Regions from separate parts of the Homo sapiens genome. Here region 1 is linked to region 2. A link is a contact called in ENCODE Hi-C or POLR2A ChIA-PET data. All regions are on one chromosome and are shown on one strand. The core of a region is the stretch at or near the end of the contact, and the rest is flanking DNA. Distances in the headings are between cores, read along the strand shown. Region 1 overlaps MRO (maestro). Region 2 holds the start of SMAD4 (SMAD family member 4).

Evidence for each region. Hi-C counts contacts between places; a loop is a spot of excess contacts on that map. ChIA-PET counts read pairs that join two places held with the same protein, here RNA polymerase II (POLR2A). Pooled maps may share reads with other maps.
Region 1: a loop to region 2 is called in a map of CD14-positive monocyte, with 3 times the contacts of the local background. The contact joins the enhancer-like site here to the promoter of SMAD4 in region 2. A Hi-C loop is called at or near these places in 15 of 168 maps with a recorded cell type or tissue (B cell, CD14-positive monocyte, GM12878 and 10 more) and 3 of 50 pooled maps. POLR2A ChIA-PET finds 5 or more read pairs at or near these places in 5 of 52 experiments (BJ, CD4-positive, alpha-beta T cell, HCT116 and 1 more).

What each region holds. Positions count from the first base shown.
Region 1 is chr18:50,805,246-50,807,945 of GRCh38, reverse strand. It overlaps MRO (maestro), which reads left to right. Exons shown (of 8, transcript NM_031939.6): 4 at 1,096-1,242; 5 at 2,610-2,700. Among named protein-coding and RNA genes, the nearest start is that of MRO, 13 kb to the left of the region's middle. Within about 2 kb of position 1,450, at least 4 of the 41 ENCODE cell types and tissues checked have a DNase peak (open chromatin) inside an H3K27ac peak, as active enhancers do; they include CD14-positive monocyte, where a contact is called at or near this core.
Region 2 is chr18:51,028,850-51,031,549 of GRCh38, reverse strand. It overlaps SMAD4 (SMAD family member 4), which reads right to left and starts at 1,337. Exons shown (of 12, transcript NM_005359.6): 1 at 927-1,337. LOC107985152 (a long non-coding RNA gene) reads left to right here and starts at 1,456. Exons shown (of 4, transcript XR_007066370.1): 1 at 1,456-1,632. RefSeq lists a silencer at 723-1,302 and enhancers at 1,108-1,726, 1,583-1,752.

The DNA of each region.
Region 1 (2,700 bases), core at 201-2,700, 220 kb after region 2:
CCCAGCTAATTTTTTGTATTTTTATAGAGACGGGGTTTCAGGGTTTCGCCATGTTGGCCAGGCTAGTCTCGAACTCCTGACCTCAGGCGATCCGCCTGCCTCGGCCTCCCAAAGTGCTGGGATTACAGGCATGATAGAGTTTAGTTCTTAAAGTACAGGTGTCTGCATCAGACACACAGTGTTCCCCAATTTGCATTATTCATGCATTTCTCTTCCTGTTCTTAACTGCATGCTCAGATGCATGCATTCTGGAGTTGGGACATCCTTTAAGTGCCCTGAAATGTTTGTAGATGTGTACTACATCAGTGCTGAAATGTTTGTAGATGTGTACTAGATCAGTGCTGAAATGTTTGTAGATGTGTACTAGATTAATCCTGAAATGTTTGTAGATGTGTACTAGATTAATCCTGAAATGTTTGTAGATGTGTACTAGATCAGTGCTGAAATGTTTGTAGATGTGTACTAGATGTTTGCAGATATGCTTTGCTAATTGTGTCAAGTGCTATTGAGAGGTTGAGTAAGATGACTACTGAGAACTGACCCTTGGAATTAGTCATTTGGCAGGGTAGGGGTGAGGGGACATTAGCCTGATTGCAGAGGGTTCAAGAGGCAATGGGAGGAGACAAACGGGAGAAAACAAGTATAGATGTCTTTCAAGGCATTTGGCTACAAAGGAGAGCAGAAAAATGGGAAAGAGCTGGAGAAGAAGGGGTAAAGGGAGCTCTTTGAGGAGTAACGGCACACCTTTCCCTGTGAAACAGATCCCTATTCCCACATCACATCAACACTGATCAAGTCCTCTTTTTTTCAACTTCTATCACACCCATAGCTGCTCTAGAGCCTCTCCCCTTAATCTCCTAAACCTACCTCAACACCAGCCTGCACTATCTTTATTGCCCTCTTTCTCCATCAATTTCTTCGTTATGTAGACCAAATGAGTACATTTCCAACAAAACCCAGCCGTCTTTAGTAGGAGAAAGAAGGGGTAAAATTGAGCAGGCAATCACGGGATTTTCTTTAGAGGGAGAGATTGGGGTTGGGATTGGTATGACTCTGAACACTCCCAAATTAATACATTTTTGACCCATCACCCAGGTCTCTTGGAAACTGAGGTTCCAGAAGCGGGAGCCTCTGAAGAATGTGTTTTTCATCTTGGCAGAAAGAGCTCGGGACCCCAGTGCTAAAAAGCGTCACATGGCAATGAGAAACTTGGGAACCATGGCCTATGAAGCCCCTGACAAGGTAGGGAAGGAGAGTGGGGCTCAGCCAGCTCCCCAAGCCTCTCCAACCACCTTGGTGTGGAGACTCCCAGGGCTGGAGTATGGTGTCTGTTGTATTAGTTATCTATCACCCCGGAACAAACCACCGCACACTTAGCAGCTTACAGCAACACGTGTTGATTATCTCGGGTTTTCGCGGGTCAGGAGTCCAGGTGCAGCTCAGCTGGGTCATCTGCTTAGGATCTCACGAGGCTGCAATCAAGCGTCTGCCAGACTGCATTCCTTCCTGAAGCTCAGGGTTCGCTTACATCGTTGTTGGCAGAATTCAGTTACTTCCCATTGTGGGACAGAGGTTTCTGTTTTTTTGCCTGCTGTATGCCGGGGGCCACTTTCGATGCCTACAGGCCACTCTGTCACAGCAGGCAGCTCACTTCCTCCAGGCCAGCAGGAGGGTGTCGCCTCCTCCTGTCTGCTAAGATAGAGTCTTATGGGCTGGGCCGTAGTGGTTCACGCCTGCAGTTCCAGCACTTTGGGAGGCCAAGGCGGGTGGACCACTTGAAGTCAGGAGTTCAAGACTAGCCTGGCCAACATGGTGAAACCCCATTTCTTTTATATTTTTGTAAAAATACAAAAAATTGCCCAGGCATGGTGGCATGTGCCTGCAATCTCAGCTACTCGGGAGGCTGAGGCTTGAGCAGAGATCACACCAGGCACTCCAGCCTGAGCGACAGAGCGAGACTCCATTTCAAAAAAAAAAAAAAAGATAGAGTCTTATGCAATGTAAAGTCATGTCCGTAGGCTGGAAGCGAGTCACAGGTTCCTTCTGCACTCAAGGGGAGGAGACTCATTCAGGGTGTCACTCATTCAGGGTCATCTTAGGCTCATGACACCTCAGCAATATCAGCTGTGAGAGACAGAGCTGCAGGAAGGATAAACTCACAGCTGTTACCCTTCCTGGTGAATTTAAGTGATTTTTTTTTCTAGTAATTTAATGTTTGTTTCATAAAAGATGTTTTTCCCACCTCCTCCTTTACCATCCGCCAACTTCAGTGTCCATTTTGTCTCCTCCCCACTATAAAGGTACCTAGTTCTCCCCAGGCCCTGAGATCACCCAGGTCTGCTGCCCTATTTGAAGAGCCCCACTGAGCCTCACCCACCCACATGCCACACTCCAGATTGCTCTTTCTGTTTTCCTTCCTAGGCTGAGTTGGGCTCTTGGGTTGGGTTAATGGAAGCATTTGTATTTTAATGAGAGTTGTGCAGATCTTGAAAAAAGCCCTGGTGTGTTAGTTCAAGTCCTAGGTTATTAGTAGCTTAGATGTGGGGTTGCTTTTCAACCTATGGGGAGCAGTTCCTGTGCTATTACTGCTTTTCAAACCTTGGTGACAGGTGAGAAAGTATAAGAAAATTGTCCTCGACCTGCTGGTGTATGGACTGTATGACCCTGTGAATTTGGAAGTCATCCATGAGAGTATGAAGA
Region 2 (2,700 bases), core at 88-2,587:
TTTATTATTCCTAAATAACTGGCAATTCCACCTTAAACTACGGTGCAAAAACTAAATGCATTAAGAAACTAATTGGGAAATAAATGTGTTTTTTTAAATAAAAACAAACGTACTTAGGTTTTTGAAGGGAAACAGCTATCAATCTTCAACAGGGCTTTTTAAAGCCTCTGCACCAGCAAATAAACCTTTCAGGTTAACTAAACACACTTGTGTCTTTGAAAATCTAGTTTGAGAAATCCTAACAGCAGTTTGGGACAAGTGATGGAGCCACCGCCCTCCACCCTACACCAATTTCACTGTCAGTACATGCAGTGCTAACAGTAAGATCAGCTGTGTCTTTTATTAGGAAGCATGTTTTATTGGGGGCAAGGAGGGGTTCAGTTAGGTGCTAAGAATGTGTCCTGCATACCGCTGTCACTCTCAGTACTCAAAAAGTAAACATATCAAAGCCAGAAGCGTAAACTGGCATGACAAGACTAGGAAGAGAAAGTAGGGGACAAAGACAAAACAGAAATTGGCTGGAGAAAATAAATTTAGACAAACAATTTACAACTTTCACTTAGACCCTAAGGCAACACATTCCAGCCGACCCAACGCGCTCAGCCGGGGCGACCGTGAAACTACTGAGAACAACAAAGAGGAGCGGCGGCCGCGGCAGGAGTCCCGTCCGAGTTTAACTTGATTCTCCCACGAGCTGCAAGCGGAGCTGGGGGCCCGAGGGACGCGAGGCACCGCCGCCCGGCATTCAGCCGGCCCGCCCGGCCCGGCTCGTCAGGCCGCCGCGGTCGCCCTCCCAGAGGATTCCGCGCGCTCCCAGCCGCCGCCGCCGCCGCCGCCGTCGTCGGGAGCCCGCCCCGGGGCGGGGAAGCCACAGGCGGGGTGCGCGGGCCCGGCCGGGGGAAGGGGAGGGGACATGGCGCGGTTACCTGGGCTCGGGCGGTGGCGAGGGGAGTCCGCTCTCCCGCGCTGCTGGTCCGCGGACGCACCGGGCCCGTAGCTTTCCCCGGCGGCCCGGAGAGCTCCTCGGCCCCCGCCCCGAGGCGTCCCGGCCAGGCCGCCCCTCCTCAGCGCCGCGCCGCTGCCCGCGCGGGCCGGACCGCCTCGAGCTCCCGGGCCGCCCTGCGGCGGGGGGCCTCTCTCGCTGGGCGCCTGGCTCCCCTCACCCGCTCCCACCCCCTGGGCGGCCGCGGAGCCTAGGGGAGAGCAGGAAGGGCCTCCCGAGGAGAGCGGGAAGGCGCGAACGCAGGCTCCGCCACCCAAACCGCTCCGTTACCGCAGCGGCGACGACGACCAGGGCCGTGTTGTTGCTGCCAACTTGTCGAGAAGCCACTGAGCATGCGCGCGCGGGGACCACATCCGGGTAATTTCAGGGTTTGGCCCTTTTCCCCCGCAGCTTTCCTTTCTCCCGGCTGCCCCCGCCTCCCGCTCCGAGTGACGGGGAGGGTCGCTCTGCGCAGGCGCCTACAGGGCAGCGCCAGCCGGCGGGCGGCTCTGAATCTGGACCTGGGCCTGGGCCTCAGCGCGGGCGGAGGCGAAGGCCTGTTTGAGGGAGTGGTCGCCGGGGAAATTGGCATCTCGTTGCAAAAAAGTATCCAAGGAGCGCGGGAGAGCTCGGCGTAGAGTGGGCGTCCAGTAAGTGTTTATAAATAGCTATTAGCCCGGCCTTTGTTGTTTTTTTGTTTTGTTCTGTGTTGAGGACCTGCGTAGGCACAAAAATTGGCCTTCAACAGCCAGTCGACAGCTCTGGGGAGAAGGTGGCTAGGTTGTAGGAGTTCACTTCGGGAAGAAACAGACGCTGGCGGCACCTTCCTTCTCTTTCTGGCAGCCCCGAATCACGAGCCCCAGAGGTGTTTACACTCGAGAGACGCACAGGACAGTCAAGGAATCACATATTGAAGAGCCTTGCCAGGCGTTGCAAGTGTGAGTGGATTTTGTTGGAAGAGATGTAGGCGCACTCTCGGAGCTGGAGGCGAACTTCGAATCCTACGACACACCTGTTAACTAGGTTACCTGTTTGTTTGGTGGGGGAAGGCATAGGCTCTGCTTTTGACTTTATGCCTCTTTTATTTCACATTTTTTACAAGACGCATGCATTTCTTTTTCATTTAAAACGCATTAATGATTTATTTTCACCAACCAGGAACTACTTTTAGTCCCTCCAAAACCAATGATTAGCCAGTTCTAAAGTCATTTCTTAGGTCACGTCGCCCAGAAAATCTCTACACCCACCGTACGCCTTCGCCACTCATACTCAGTGCTTCATTCTATCCTCCACATCACCGCCTGGGCCATTCCCTCTTTGACCAGAAAGCCCCTAAAGCTCCAAACTGGTGTTCTCTTACCCCTGGGGTTTATGGAGACCAGTTTTAAGGGAATTCATTTCCACATCTTCCATTGCTATATATTCTATTTTCTAAACTTGCCCAGCTTGAGAAAGGAGCTGAGGACACAGCATCCCCTTTCAAAACTGTCCTCCCACCTTACAGAAGAAAGTCAAAATTCTCACCCACTACTAAGGTGCATGGGATCAATGCAGAACCTCCCCAGCAATCCAAAAGGGACAATTCAAAAATCGGTATCTATGCTGAGAAAGTAAATGACCTTAGTGAATGGATATTAAATTATTTTTCAAGTCAGATAGTTTTCAAATCTTTTCTGTCAACAAAACTGAAGGAAGATCTGTCAGCTGATAGATTACAA